2 separate regions of the Mus musculus genome follow, and region 1 is linked to region 2. A link is a loop called in an ENCODE intact Hi-C map of the cell type or tissue named here. Cell type or tissue: heart. All regions are shown on one strand. Region 1 overlaps Bmper (BMP-binding endothelial regulator). Region 2 overlaps Bbs9 (Bardet-Biedl syndrome 9 (human)).

The links. A loop is a pair of places that touch in the nucleus more often than their neighbours do. Peaks named below come from ENCODE experiments on the same cell type or tissue, not always from the same donor. Only the 100,000 strongest peaks of a DNase experiment are listed, where the experiment ranks them.
Region 1: a loop joins it to region 2, with 15 times the contacts of the local background. A loop is called at or near these places in 13 of 42 quality-filtered maps.

What each region holds. Positions count from the first base shown.
Region 1 is chr9:23,246,336-23,254,335 of GRCm38, reverse strand. All of the region lies in intron 2 of Bmper (BMP-binding endothelial regulator), which reads right to left. Among named protein-coding and RNA genes, the nearest start is that of Bmper, 27 kb to the right of the region's middle. In heart, a CTCF peak has its summit at 4,101 (motif pointing right); DNase peaks (open chromatin) are centred at 4,095 and 7,765; H3K4me3 peaks cover 42 bases.
Region 2 is chr9:22,554,237-22,562,236 of GRCm38, reverse strand. All of the region lies in intron 5 of Bbs9 (Bardet-Biedl syndrome 9 (human)), which reads right to left. Among named protein-coding and RNA genes, the nearest start is that of Bbs9, 83 kb to the right of the region's middle. In heart, a CTCF peak has its summit at 4,688 (motif pointing left); no DNase peak of the experiment used is centred here.

The DNA.
Region 1 (8,000 bases), 690 kb before region 2:
TTCACTCGGAATCCAAAGCAGCAGCTGCAGTTTCCTCTTCCTATCTTGCCTTCAACTTGGCAAGAAAACTCTGAGATAGCTGATGGAATTTTTTTTCCCCTGGAATAGAACTATCCCCCAGGAATACGGGACTTTAGGAAAGTATCGTACTTTTAGAGATGAGGGGAGTGGGTACGCTCTGTCTTCAGATGCCAGCCTTGCCCAGATAACCCCATGCTGAGGAAGGAACTTGCTCCAGTCCCATCCTAAGGTTTCCTTTCAGTACACACTCCAGAAATGATAATATTTGTGGAAATCATATTTTGCCCATTGGCTACCTGGGCCAAGATTGCATCGTGAGAACAAAAATATTTTCTCACGGCTGTCCAGCAAGCCTTAATAGTGGAGTGCATTAAAATGCACCGATCTAAAGTTCCAACTCAAATAACGACAAAGTTGAGCATTGAATCAGTTCAGTAAGAGAAAAAATAATATTCCACATGCCAAGTACAGACACAGCCCTCAGTGTTTTATAGCTGTGGGACAGCTGCATTACATTAGCACTTATGCTAATGAAAGTGTGGTAAGCATTTGCATCTTTGGTTTATCCCGAAAGGTTAGCTGTTAAAATGTCTTAGATGAGATCTGAACATGATGGCATGCCTAGCTCTATAGAGAGCGGGGAGGTGTTCTCCTGATCACACAACCTGACCAAAGTAACAAAGGCTCATGATAGGCCCCGTGAGGTGGCTTCCATCGAGATTTAAATCCCATGAGATCAATTTTATAGATAAGGAAAACAAACCACAACTCAGAGAGGGTAGCTGGCCTTCCTTCTGGTCTGAAATGGCTCCCGGGGCCCCAGGGAGAATCTTTTACAAGTGCCAAATGTGCACCAGCCATGGCCTAGGTCTGAGCTAAGGCTGTGGCTACTTATGGCTTTCGCTTCCCGGCAAGTGGCAAGTTAGGTATCCACAACACCAGCTCTGCTCAGCTTGGGACAAGCCTAAAGGTCTCCTCAGAAGAGAATAGGACAATGCACAGAAGTGACCTTAAGAAGAGTCTAGTGTTCTCAGTGTCCTTGAAGAGTACAGCTCAAGGGTGGAAGGAAGGCCTCATCACCCCTGGTCTAGGACCTCGGAGATGAGGCTATGGGGTGTATGAGGAATGAAGGAAGGCTGGGAGGGTGCACACGTGTGCACATTAGAGTCTGAGTGCCCGACCTACGCTCACCTACCCTGGCAGTTGTAAGAGAAAATGCACCCCTTTTGTGTTGCACCCCAAATTTCTTTTATGCGCTACAGTTTACAAGACACTCACAGCATCTAATTCTGAAATCAGCCTGGATTATCATCTTCCTTCAGGTGACTGGGCCTTCCAAGGAGTCACAGAACCCTACCCCGTGCCAATCACCATGGCAGTCCTATGGTGGGTGAGAGGGGGCAGAGAGGACAGGGTCTGCCTTTCAACAGCTCTCCTTCTACAGAAGCCTTGCCACTTCCCTGCCCTGTTGTTGCTTTGCTAGGTCACCTGAGGCCTGCCATGGCCTGAGTTAATATCCCCGAGATCGTCTCAAGTCTGACGGATGTACGGAGAAAGAGCAATCGCCACAGACACCTGGACCTCGTCCAGCAGGGCTGCTGTTGCTGTTGTTCTGCTTTGTCATTGTTTTGTCTTATTTGCATTTATCGGTTGACAGTGAGGGATAAGAGGGTGTGATTGACATGGGCAAAGAATTGTCCGTTCTCTCTCTCCCTCCCTGTTTCCATCCCTCTCTCCCTTTCTCTTTCCCTCCCTCATTCCCCTCCCCCCCCCCCCGATTTTCCCATTGTCTGTCCTGGGTTGTTATACCCACAGAGCTAACCTCACTCATTCATTCAGATCCTGTGGTACAGTAGTCTCCCTTCTCATCTGTTCGTTAGAGCAGCCCTACCACTGCTGAGGAGCTCTTAAGGAAAGCTGCCTGTGCCTCCCACCCACTGCAGCGCTGATCTGAATGATGTAAAAAGGCTAAGTCGATAAAGCACAGCTGTAAGAGTGTCCTTGTGTCCAGTGAAGATGAGGCAGATGACGGAGCTGTCTAGAGCCTATGGAGACAGCAGACCAGGTGGCCTGGCTCCAAGCCCTCCAATTCTCCAGGTCTTCTCGTCCCAACGATGATGGTTAGTGATACATTTTTAAAATTTTAGGTATTATTGGCCATATTCCCACTGAAGGCAACAAGAGCACCTAACGGGTGCACGTGTATGCCTATGTACGTGTGCACTGCTTAAAATTACTAGCTGTGACTCCATTTGCCACGCGTGGATTCTACAACTCCTATTTTAGCGCAGACTCCCTCACCCCGGGAAGACTGGGACTGATATGAATATCGCAAGCAGAGATTCAGTCTCAAGTGCATTTATGAGTGCAGCAAACTTGGAGAAGGGTCCCCCTAAGACAGTGTCCTCTCTAAAAGGAGGAGTCCTCAGAGTTCAAACTTTCAGGACAGTCAGAGTGATGGGGAGAAGCAATGTGAGAGCGGGTGAGTGGGAAGGTGCGCATGTTCTTTAGAACTGCTGGCTGAATTAGAAAGCCAGAACAGAGTCAAAACCCACAACAGGATCCCAAGATTCACAATAAAGAGCATTTTAGCTGTTGTCCACCATGCACGGCATTCCAGGCAAATGGTTTGTACAGTCACATCTGAAGTTTTAAATATGTGTGGACAGACAGACAGACAGGCATGTATACCTAAGCTTTGGGTATATATTTAGGGGATACAATTTCCTTTCTGTTTACCCTTAGGATTTTTTACATCCTATTGGGGTCATGTTGGAACTGCCAGATCCCATCATTTTTGGAGTCTGTTTGGAATCTGGTTGGTGTGGATGTGAGGATGGGCTTAGAATCCCAGGCCCTTGAGGAAAGAAATAATAGAGCTGCAAGATCACCGTGGGGACCCTGCTTCCTCATCCCCTTAATTGAGCCTAACAGCTACATGGGAAATTCAGACACAGGTAATTAACACCACTTGCCTGGCTTCCTGGGCTTGGACAAGTCACAAAACCCCATATCCTGGAGACAGTGGCTCTGGCAAGGAGTGTTATACACAAAGCCCCGTGTTCAGGAGTCTGTCATCCTCACAGCACAGATCACAGCTGAGGCTAAGCGTGCGACTCATTCGGTTCGGGTTTTAACTCAGCAAACACTTTCTGATAGTGATTCACACATACTGCTCACTTCCTCTGATGATATTTAGACTCTGAGCTAAGGAAGATCACACAGAACTTCATCTTAGCCTGATTCTACAGATAAAGAAGTAAGGCTGGGACATGTCCCCACGGAGCAACAAACACAAGTGAGAGAGGTCTGGAACACTGATCTCTGCCATGCAAATGCTACCTACACTTCAGTACTTGGGTACATTGTGGGCATTCAGGATACAGAGTGAGAGAAAACAATATCCCGCTTGGGTCCTCCTAGTATATTTCCACATGTGAGACGAGTCCCGTTTCCAGCAGAATCACTCCAAGGACCAGCCTCAGAGTCATGGGACTGTTACAGACACTGTCTGCTTTGAGGAGACAAGAAATATGACTATGATCAGATATCAACAGGGCCAGGCCTATCACACCTCTGAAAAGGCAGACTGATACCCTAAGTTTTCCACAAATTCTAGGTGGGTTTGCAGAATCATGCATTCTAAGCAAACAGAAACAATGGCCAAAAGGCCATATTCACACAAGGAGAAGGTGAAAACATAATAACCTAGCCATCGTGTTTGCGATCACTTCATGGTTCTTTGCTTTCTCGGTCACCATGTCTCTGTGCTTACCATCTCTAGGATCAGCCAGCTGGGGAGGTAAGTCTGAACCAGTGTCTCCTTTCAGAAAGATGGACCACAGACACCTTAATATCAACAAATGCTTCCCCCCCCCAAAAAAAATCATAGCCTTGAAATGCACCCTCAACAACTTGTTAACATGCAAAAAGTAAGGGGGTGGTATAGAGAGTTTAAAAAAAAATTACATGTCTGGCAAGAAAACTCCATAAGGACGCCAGCCAAACCACAGCTCCAGCAGAAGCCAAGTACAGACAGGATGACAGCAGCCAGCTTGCTGAGTCTGACACTTGCCGCCAGATGGCAGCACGGAGCTCCCCGGCCTTAGGAGTTGCAGCCTTGAGCCTGCCTCCTGCCTACAGAACTGTCTCCTGTCTGGAGAGAGTGGGATCATGAGTACTGAAGACAACTAAGCACCAACATGAAATGATTCTAGTTGCTTCCACACATGGAAAGGAGAAATTCCGTGGAGATGCTCTTGAATATTTCCACAAGTGTCCTGAAGATATTTTTTTTCCAAAACACTTTTCAAGAACCAATCCTATTATAGACTGTAGAAACTATTATCCCATGTTTTATCTATGTTAAAAAAAATAATAACAATAAACTGAAGATAGGAACTCAGCAGCCAATATAGTGGCAGAGGTGGAAGCAAGACTATTGCTGGCAGACAGTATGATTAAACCACGAAACAGTATCACAAATGTCCTACAATATGGCTGATGTGCCATACTAGAGATATCACACTGCACAAGTCTCTCCTGGAAGAACCCTCAGTTTCCTTCTGTTCTGGTCCCTGTGAAAGCAAGATCTTCCCCAAAGACACACCACTGGCCCTGCACAAAGATGCTAATTCAAACAGCCAGATCCTTTTTCAGAAGACTAGGAAGACGGTGGAGTTGTGGTCCCCGACCCGCCACCACCACCAAATGATGTCAATAGAGCACATGGGTCAATGAGTACTGTTGGAGAGGATAAACAGCTCAGAGTGGCTCTGTCCTAGGTTAGGACTCCCTCCTAGACGTATGCTCACATCCCTCTGCCATTTCATCACGATAATCTAACTTGGGGAAGGGACTTATAGAAAAGCCTTCAAACATCCCCATCCGAATGCAAACATCCAGAAGAGCAGACACACATCCATCCCCAATGCCTCCCCCATCCAGATGCAAACATCCAGGGTGAAGACATGCATCTATCTCCAATGCCTCCCCCATCCAGATGCAAACATCCAGGGTGAAGACATGCATCTATCTCCAATGCCTCCAGGCCCTCTATTTTCAGCTGCTAGAGAAAAGCACTTGTCCATAACCCTGGCAACTGTGAGAGATGAAGCAGTTCTCTCATGGCTCACTCCACTCCATTCTGTGGAACAGGGATAAATTCGAGCTTCAAGCATCTTATCTGCAAAAAGGATATTGGAAAGAATTCCCTGCAGATTAGAAGCCGTGGAAATGGGTGAGGATCATGGGACACTCTGACCCTGCAGACGATTCCTAAAGGCCTTATCTAAAGCACACGTGGTGGTGTTTCACATATGCAGTCTCAAAACTGCTCAGACAGGAATTCATTCTTAGGAATATGGATGGTTTTTGCCAGGTTTTCTGAGGAAGGAGACCACGAAAAACCGATCCAACATCAACGACTATATTCTCATTAGAATTTCTAGTCTCCCCATGCATGAAGTTAAATGGCTCAACTTCTCCTTGAAGTACCCCATTCTAACCCAACTCAAGCCCCCAAAGAGCCAAAGGGGATGTTATGGTACTTTTAAACAGAAGTCCCAGTTTCTCAGAGGCGATATTATACTACTCCTCATAAACAGAAGAATAATACTTGGTGTTTACATAGCACATTTCTTCTGAAGAACTCTGCAGACATTATTTCATTAATCCTCATAGGTTCCTTAAGTTTTTCAGAGGAAGAAACAGTCCATAGTGAACAAAAGTGTCTCAGGCCCCTCAAAGAACTGGCAAGCAGTTTAGTTGGGAACTCAGTGTGATTCCCAGGCCTGGATTAAGGTCCAGGCAAGAAGGTTAGTTGCTAAGACACAGCATTAAAATTTATAGGTATGTCGTATTAGAATTAGGTTAGCTCCAACACAACCTTGAGATTTTAGAAATAGATTAACGTGTAGTAGAGCTACTCTGGGAATTTTCCAGGAAAACTAACCACCTGGGCCATAGGAGTAATATCTTTAGCCTGTGCTAGTGTAAGACAACCACGGAAGGGCTTGCCCAGGACTTGGAAAGAGAGGAGACCTCACAGTACATGTCAGGCCTTAGACGTTCTTGAATGCAGAGATATAAGCAAATGTTGAAGAAAGAAAGGTTTATGTGGGGCCTAAAGACACAAAGGAAGTTGGCAGTTTGAACTGTCAGAAGTAATGATTCCTCTGTGATCAGGAGATTCTTTCTTTCTTTCTTTCTTTCTTTCTTTCTTTTTTTTTTTTCTTAGATTTATTTATTGATTATATGTAAGTACACTGTAGCTGTCTTCAGACACTCCAGAAGAGGGAGTCAGATCTCGTTACGGATGGTTGTGAGCCACCATGTGGTTGCTGGGATTTGAACTCCGGACCTTTGGAAGAGCAGTCAGGTGCTCTTACCCACTGAGCCACCTCACCAGCCCAGGAGATCTTTTGAAATGAGAAAATCATAATAATTTCCAAGGGTGTGCTGAGATACCCCACTAGTTGTCAATGGCAATACTAAATTTGTTTCATAGTTTATTTTTTTAAATTACATTTTCCCCTGCTCGTTCTTCATTCTTAATAACACAACTGACCTCTTCATAATTCTTATAAAGAAAGAGCCAGAAGAAAAAAGTAAAAGGTAGTCTACCTGCCACAAAGCCTAAGGGCACACAAATACAAGACATTGGGTCATGCAGTAGTTCAATGGAATTTGGCAGGAAAAGAGACTAACAAAACCATTCCTAGTGTGAGAAAGGTAGGAGTGAAAGGTCCTCAGAAGAGTGATGTGGTTTCCAAAACTTCCCTGTTCCTGAGCTGAGCTGAACTCAGTCAGAAAATAGGGAGGGGAAGGGCTGTGGCTCCTGCAGTTTGAGCCTCCAGCTTGTTTCAGGAAGTAGCATTTCCAAGTTTTTCTCCACCCTTAACCTTCACCACTTTTGCAAATTCCTTCAGTGGTCAAGGTCTCAAAGTGTCCCGGCCTGTCTCTAGTCAAATAGTGAGTGGCATGGGCTGTCCAGAAGATGCTGACCTCATCACAGGCACCCACATTTCTAAAACCCTGAGAGTCCTGACTGGACTGAACACCTGTAGTGCTGTTTGGACCCTTCGCTCACACAACGAGCCTTGGGAAGGCATTGGTGCTCCTTCTGCTTTTTGAGGAAGAAAACTCAGGACCAAGTTTGCACAGCTAGTCTGTCGGGACTCTCGTTCCCAGATAGCCAGGGCAGAGACTCACACCGGGCTCTCTGCTAGGGAAGTGTGACTTAACCACTACAGTTCATAGCTTTGTCGAAAGGCTCAAAGGAGCCATCTTTCTCAGCAGCTAAGAATTTAAATATTTTCCTTCATCAAGCATTCCCAACTTTCAGACCATTATAAACCTTGGTGTTTTATGGTTTCATTTTGAACACACAAGTTAAAAAAAAAAAATACTGCGTTTTAGGAAAGACAGATTATATCTCTGACTTAAAAACGAGCCCCAGCTTCTAAGTAACCAGTCGAGATCATTTGCAAGATGGATCAGAAGCTGGACTCAACTCTCTCAAGTCCTTTCATTTCTTCCTCAATGTGTATGTACGGGCGTATCTTCCCATGAGCCTTGCAGCATCCCAGAGCCATAATTCTGGAGACTTTGTGTTAAAATGTCTTGTAAGAACATCGTGCAGCCCATTGTACTACATCTGGGAGTGTTGTTCTTTCTTCCCTGTCTAGGCTCAGTGAGTTTACCCCAGAGACCTGGGCCCTGGCAAACACGGCCTCCTCCGGCCCAGCTCGCAGTACAAACTCGGGACAAAGCTGCCCTTGAAACCCGACCATTTAAAAGACTTTATGAAGCCCACTGGGGCCAACGATTATTTTGCAACAAGTCATATCCCATGAAGAAATTCACTTCTCTGCAACACAAAACAGAAGGAGATTAAAGAAAAAGGCAGGGGGGTTAAAGAAAGGAGTAAGGACCCTGCTGTTCTGTCTGGCCAGAATCATGTCTTTTACTACCCGCAT
Region 2 (8,000 bases):
AAGAAGAACACATGCTCCACTATGTTCATAGCAGCCTTGTTTATAATATCCAGAAGCTGGAAAGAACCCAGATGCCCCTCAACAGAGGAATGGATACAGAAAATGTGGTACATTTACACAATGGAATACTACTCAGCTATTAAAAAAAATGAATTTATGAAATTCCTAGGCAAATGGATGGACCTGGAGGGTATCATCCTGAGTGAGGTAACCCAATCACAAAGGAACTCACACAATATGTACTCACTGATAAGTGGATATTAGCCCAGAAACTTAGGATACCCAAGATATAAGATACAACTTGCCAAACACATGAAATTCAAGAAGAACGAAGACCAAAGTGTGGACACTTTACCCTTTCTTAGAAATGGGAACAAAACACCCATGGAAGGAGTTACAGAGACAAAATTTGGAGCTGTGACGAAAGGATGGACCATCTAGTGATTGCCATATGCAGGGATCCATCCCATAATCAGCTTCCAAATGCTGACACCATTGCATACACTAGCAAGATTTTGCTGAAAGGACCCAGATATAGCTCTCTCTTGTGAGACTATGCCGGGGGCCTAGCAAACACAGAAGTGGATGATCACAGTCAGCCATTGGATGGGCCCCCAATGGAGGAGCTAGAGAAATTACCCAAGGAGCTAAAGGGAACTGCAACCCTATAGGTGGAACAACAATATGAACTAAGCAGTACCCGGGAGCTCTTGTCTTTAGCTGCATATGTATGAAAAGATGGCCTAGTCGGCCATCACTGCAAAGAGAGGCCCATCGGACTTGCAAACTTTATATGCCCCAGTACAGGGGAACGCCAGGGCCAAAAAGGGGGAGTGGGGGGGTAGGGGATTGGGGGGGTGGGTATGGGGGACCTTTGGGATAGCATTGAAAATGTAAACGAGGAAAATACCTAATAATAATAATAATAAAAGAGTTCGGGTTGGATCTGAAGAGAAGGTCCCAAATGTCTTATCACAGCTTGTATCCACAGGAGAACGGGAGAACTGTTTCCTCAGGTGCAATGAGCATTGATGGTTTCATAATTCTCCACTAGCAACTTTCACAGACATTGACTGTCTAACTGGCATGTGCTGGGAGACACACAGTGCAGTTTATATGAAACCTAATTAAATACTCCAACAATATAAGAACAAGACATATTAAAATAAAAGGCTTTGGGATCCTGACCAGTGGCTGCAGGAGGCGGGGAAAGCTTCAGAAGGAAGATCACACGTGGGTCTTGTGAATTTAGTTTGCCAGGCAATCAGAGAAGTAAAAGCAGAAGGAACGGTGTGTACAAAGCCTCAGACTACAAACGAGAGGTGTTGGAGGGTGTCAGGAGGGAGAGGGTGGACAGCGGAAGACACTGCTAATGAAGAAGGCTTGTTCATTAGAGCTAAGGTTAAAGCAACATCCCCAGGACAGCCACATCCACACTTACATCAGTCTCCTCATCCGGAAAGTAGTAGCATGAAGTAGACATTTCACGATGCTGCTATGGGGATGAGACATAACGAAATGCCCACTTTATCACACCTGACAAACATCCGATAAACTGCCATCACTACCACTATTACTACACAGGCACAACTGTGTGACACTGTGTGGAAATCAAACAGTGAAAAAAAATTTAAAGAGAGTTTTTTTGCTTTGGGGAAAATGTATCAGGAGAAAAAGCACACACATACATACATACATACATACATTCACATGCACATACATACACACACACATACATAGTACAGCATACATACATATATACATACATACATACATACAAACATACACATACACACATTCATAATTTCATACACACAAACACACGAACAGACACACATATCTAGAAACTCATCCTCTTTGTCAAAGGAAAGGGTTCTTTTTAAGATTTTTTAAAGGCTTATTTATTTATTTATTTATGTAATGTATCTGAGTACACTGTAGCGGTCTTCAGACACACCAGAAGAGGGCATCAGATCCCATTACAGATGATTATGAGCCACCATGTGGTTGCTGGGAATTGAATTCTGGACCTCTGAAAGAGCAGTCAGTGCTCTTAACTGCTAAGCCATCTCTCCAGCACTTTTTAAGATTTTTAACTATGGAAAACCCTCCCAGAACTTGAGTGTATATGAACCACTGACTGTTCAGGATGATTGTCTGCCTAAGTTAGATTTATTTTCCCTAAGACAGCAATGTCCTTAAGTTGATAACTAACGAAATCACATAAAAGGTATTCCGTAGGGCTGGAGAGATGTCTCTGCAGTGAGGGCACTTGCTGGGCAGTCTCAAGAGGCAAGCAATGGATTCCAGCATCACGTAAGATGCTGAGCATCCAACACACACCTGCAACCCAGCTCTGCAGGAGGAGGCAGAGACAGAAGATCTCTAGACTTACCACCTTACGGTATCAAAGACAACTTGAGTGCCAAATTCAGGGAGAGACCCTGCCTCAAAGAACTAGGTGGGGAATGACAGAAGAAGGCACATAACGTGCTCTTCTGGCTTCATAAACATATACAGGTGCATTTACACGTGTAAACATGCACACACAATTAAATAAGTTAACAATCCTCTTTTAAGTATTCTTTGTGCCAAAATCCTATCTGGAAACAGAGAATGAGCTGTCGCTAACTGTGACTTCACTGCCCAAACACACACACATTCATTCACTATGTTCTCATTTATATTCGGTTGCCCTGCCCTCTCAATCTCTCTTCTCTCTCTCTCTCTCTCTCTCTCTCTCTCTCTCTCTCTCTCTCTCTCTCTCTCTAATTCTAAATAATATATGAGAAACAAGATGGATGCCATTACACAATAAAATCCATGTGTTCAAAATTCCTCATCTGAAAGATAAACTCTTAGAGATGGAATGGAACACAGCTGCATCTGTTCATTCAGAAAGCCAGCTAGTTTCAAAGCCAGATAAACTACTCAGGATAATAGGTATAAGAGCTCTTATTCTCTGACTTTCTTCCCTCTCTGACCCCCTTCTCCCCTCCCCCCCACCCCATGTTCCTGGCTGGCCTCTTCTTTCCCCTCCCCTCCCCTCCCCTCCCCTCCCTTCCCCTCTCCCCTCTCCCTTTCTCTCTCTGTCTCTACTCCCTTCTCCTCTCCCCTTCCCATGTCCTAAATAAACTCTATTCTATACTAAAAAAATAATAATAGTCATAAGAAATTCAGAGATCACTTATGAAAACACACAAAATTGTTTATGTTCTCATTTTGTGAACCTATTCTGCATACACAATATTATTAAAAATTAAATCTAGGGGGCTGGTGAGATGGCTCAGCAGGTAAGAGCACCCGACTGCTCTTCCAAAGGTCCTGAGTTCAAATTCCAGCAACCACATGGTGGCTCACAACCATCCGTAATGAGATCTGAAGCCCTCTTCTGGTGCGTCTGAAGACAGCTACAGTGTACTTACATATAATAAATACATAAATCTTTTAAAAAATTAAATCTAAGTAGGGAGAGGTAACTTATAGAGCCCACCTCCAGCAGGAAGACAAATCAAATGAGGGATGGGGTTGCCATCCCACAGTCACAACTCTGACCCATAATTGTTCCTGTCTGAAAGAATTACAGGGATGGAAATGGAGAGGAGCCTGAGAAAAAGAAGGTCCAGTGACAGGCCCAAAGTGAGATTCAGCTCAAGGGGAGGTCCCAACCTGACACTATTACTGAGGCTCACAAATGGAGTGCTCACAAAAAGGGATCTATCGTGACTGCCCTCCAGAAGACCCAACAAGCAGCTGAAAGAATCAGATGCAGATATTTGCACCCAACCAATGGACAGACGCAGCTGAGCCCTGTTGTTGAATTATGGAAGGCTGAAAGAAGCTGAGGAGAAGGGCGATCCTGTAGGAGAACCAGCAGTCTCAATTAACCGGGACTCCCAAGATCTCTCAGATAGGAACACCAATCAGGCAGCTGATATGAAGCCCCCAACACACATACAGCAGAGGACTGCCGAGTCTGTGTTCATTCAGAGATGATGCACCTAACTCTCAAGAGACTGGAGGCCCCAGGGAGTTTAGAGGTCAGGTGGGGTGGGGGTGGGGACATCCATGTGGAGACAGGTGGGTGGGAGGAGGTGTGGGATGTGCAACAGCCGGAGGGTGGGAGAGGAGGAATAAAATATGGAGTGTAAAAAAAATTAACAAATAAAAAATAAAGAATTTAACTTTTAAGAAGAAAAAAAAAACTTAACTCTACCTCTGATCTGAAATGGCTAGCCAAACTGAATTAGATGATACTTCGTGAACTTCTGTCGCAGGGCTCAGAGTACCGATTACCACTGTTTAATATATCACATCGTGCTTTTCCTTAAAGAAAGCAGTTAAATGCATCTTTAACAAAGGTCACAAGCACAGACCTGCCACAACAATCAAGCCGCCCAAGCAGCTAATTTATTAGCAGTATCCTACGAGCCCCAGACGCAAGGGCAGATCGGTCCAAAGAGCCTCCGGGGGTGTCGGGGTGTCGGTGAGCATCAAGGCAGCCATGGCGGCTCATCACACTCAGGGGAAGCCCCAGAGGGGAGGGGATTTTATTCACTAAGCCAAGGACAAAGGAAAAACTGTTTTCGAATCCTGTTCAGGCCTAGATGAGTAGGTACTTCTGTTACCTACTCCAAGGTAGGCCTCAGGAAATCAAAGGGTGAGGCGAGGGCGCCCTCTGCTGTCCAGCACAGAATCGCGAGTTACCAGGCAACAACTGACTTGGGTTGTTTGCCTTGGACTTTTTTGAGACCATCTCTCTTCTGTCCACTATATCCAGCCAGACATTTACTTTGTAAAAATGTTCCTTACCCATTCCCATATTTTCTGGGATTTTACTATTCTCTATCATTTTGATGCCTTAAATCACTGAAGTGTGGGCTGTGGTGATAAATTCGTGTGTAAAGCTTGCCGCCGTGTAAGCCAACAGTCTGAGCTCAATCCCCAGGGCCACAGGGATTCCTGGGGCTCACTGGTTGGCCAGCCTCACCTACTTGGAGATTCCAGGCAAATGAAAGGCTCTGAGAAACATAAAGATGGACAGTAACCGAGAAATGATGCCAAGGTTGTTCCACGGGCACATACGTAACTGCACATGAGAACACACACACACTCACCCTCACTCACGCACACGCACATGAATGTTGTATCATGTATAAATGTAAAGCTATGCAGGGCCACTTACATGTGTCAAATGAATCTTTCTTAGTGAAAGATTCATTTGACACATGCTCTGTGCTCTCCATTTCACTGAGATCACACAAAGAGGAAAGTAATTGAAGAACACAGAAGTGAAGTTGATTTGAGGAGAACAAGGATGGCAGTCAACGATGTCTCGTCTCACATACTCCGGTGAAATTACCGGAATCAAAGATTTTACCATAATCTCCACGAAAGTAGTGCCAGCCCGCTTGTCATTGGCTCAGCCGAGCAGCTCCTCTGTAAGGGAAGAAGGTCAAGAACCATTGTCCTCCTGTGGCGGGAACTGAGGCTCAGGGAAGCTCTGTGGTCTGCTAAGGGACACACAGCAGCCGAACAGCAGTGTCACGGCTCACGGCTGTCTCTCCAGCTGCACAGATCCACACAGCAGGCACCTAATGAGATCTCTTTAATTCCATATTTAAGGTAGCCTACCATCACAACTGCATGTCATGGACTTATGACATCAGATTTAAGTATAAAATATTAAGTATTTTATTGGACAGATAAAGCCTGATATAGTTGCTCATCAACAATTAAATTATAAAAAAGGAAAGAAATATCAAGTAACACCTACTCTCTGTGTTGAATAAAATATTTGTTAAAAGCAGAATTTAAAGTATATCAATATGCTGCCAAGAAACAAAGGAAATAAAATTCAGAAGCCAAAACCGAAGTGAAAGTGGAATCCACAAAGGTACACAGAGCCCTCGGGACATTTTCCTAAGCCAGATAATCTAAACATAAGCTTTCGTTTTCATGCTCTCAAATGACACACAGAAAAGGGGAGGATGGGGCGGAGCTGCCCAGGACAGAGCCCCCCACCACGCTCCAGACAAACCTAAGACCACAAAGAACTTGACCCCTAATATGAACAGAATTCAGAAATAGCATTACCTCAACCAAAGGGGAAAGAAAAGAAAATGCACACATCAGAACTTGGAACCAGATGAAGGGGGAAAAATCTCTCTTAAGAATTCATAAAATTTATTCTGTAATGTAATTCATTAATGTAAATTTACTGACTAAACCATTCTATCAGATAGCCAAAAAATAAATAAATAAATAAATAAATAAATCTGTGAATTTAGAATAAAATGGTCCAGGGCTAGAAATACAACCAAGCATATAACCAAAGAAAGCTCAAAGATTAAAGGACCACACCAATCACTCACACGAATAAAGTTCTGAAAACTCGACCTCAGTCAAAACCACATCATACAGGGACCTGAGAGAGACACGAGCGGGAGACAGCAACAGTGGGATTAGACTCACAAAGACTTCACATACTGAAAATGACAGAACATAAGAATATGACATTCCTAAGCTTAAGGAAATTAAGGTAGGCATTAAAAATATGGCCAAGGGCAAGCTGAGCAAGCCCAGAGGTACATGTGCCACAACAGAAACCAACTCCAAATGTGTCCACCATGTTTCCCTCTTCGATTACAACCTTAAACTGGGCATGCTGAGGAACATACCCTCTAATGAGCATGCTCAGGGCTGTGCCCAATCTAAAGCACTCCTATGAATATGTATAAGCGCCCAAATAAAATCTCGGAATTTCCTTTGCTCACAAGAAGCATTGCTTCCAAAATAAATCACATCTCTCCTCTCCTACTGGCTCTTTTAAAATATATACAAATGTATTATGTATGACTGACATACAGTAAGAGATTCTTGTAGGTGGCAGACTTTATCAGAATGTATGGGGACGACTGCTGGAATAGAGTTAACCAAGTGAGCACAAGTCCAAGAGCAGGGTTAGAGGGGACCCAGGGCTAGCTAGACATAGTGGCACCTGAGTGTGATCGCAGCCCTCGGGAGGCTGAGGGAAGATAGCCTCCAGTTCAAGGCTAGCCTAGGCTACAGAGACACACTGTCACACAGAATTTGTCACGCTAAATGCCAGTGATGTAGGAAAAAGAAAAGTAAATCTAAATAAATTGTGCAAAATGCATCTCAGAAATAGAGAGGAGATGCTGTGAAGTTAAACTCCCAGCAGGACGAGCCGGACTGCGTGCACACAGCTGGGCTGGGACAGAGCCACTGGGGGAGCTTCAATGACACAGGGAACCCCAAACAAATAAAAGTCACTAATAAATAGAAATAAATAAATAAATAAAGGACAAATAATCACTGAGCATTGTTTAGAATTATTGGACATCAGAACCTTAAAATCCATTTTTAAGCCCAATAAATCCCAGTTAGACAAGTAGAAATAAATCTATTAGATGACCCAAAAGAAATTATGGAATACCAAACATGTACACAGAATCTCACAACAGCAATAGGAAAGGAAGATCATCTAACAGAAAGTTTTTTTAAAAAGCTCATCTAAAAACATGATTGCTTCAATGAATTGAAAAATAACTGTCAACATAGCACTGCATGCCCAGCCTTGCACACGCTTATACGTGGATACACACACTCCCTAAGCCCAGCCTTGCACATGCTTACACATGGATACACACACTCCCTAAGAGGCAAGATCAAGATAGACATTTAACTTTTAGTAAAAGCAGGATTCTGCTCACAATAGCTACCTAAGCCACCATGTTCCAGAGCCCAGAACCCACCCTGGCCCCAGCTCTACAGATACAGACTCTCCAGCATCAAGAATGGACGTTGGACTTTTTTCTGTACCTAATGAGATAATCATGTGGCTTCTGTAATTATGTGGCAGACGTGTGTGTGTGTGTGTGTGTGTGTGTGTGGTGTTGGTTTTGGTTTGGTTTTTTTGATTTTTTCAAGACAGGGTTTTTCTGTGTAGCCCTGGCTGTCCTAGAACTCACTCTGTA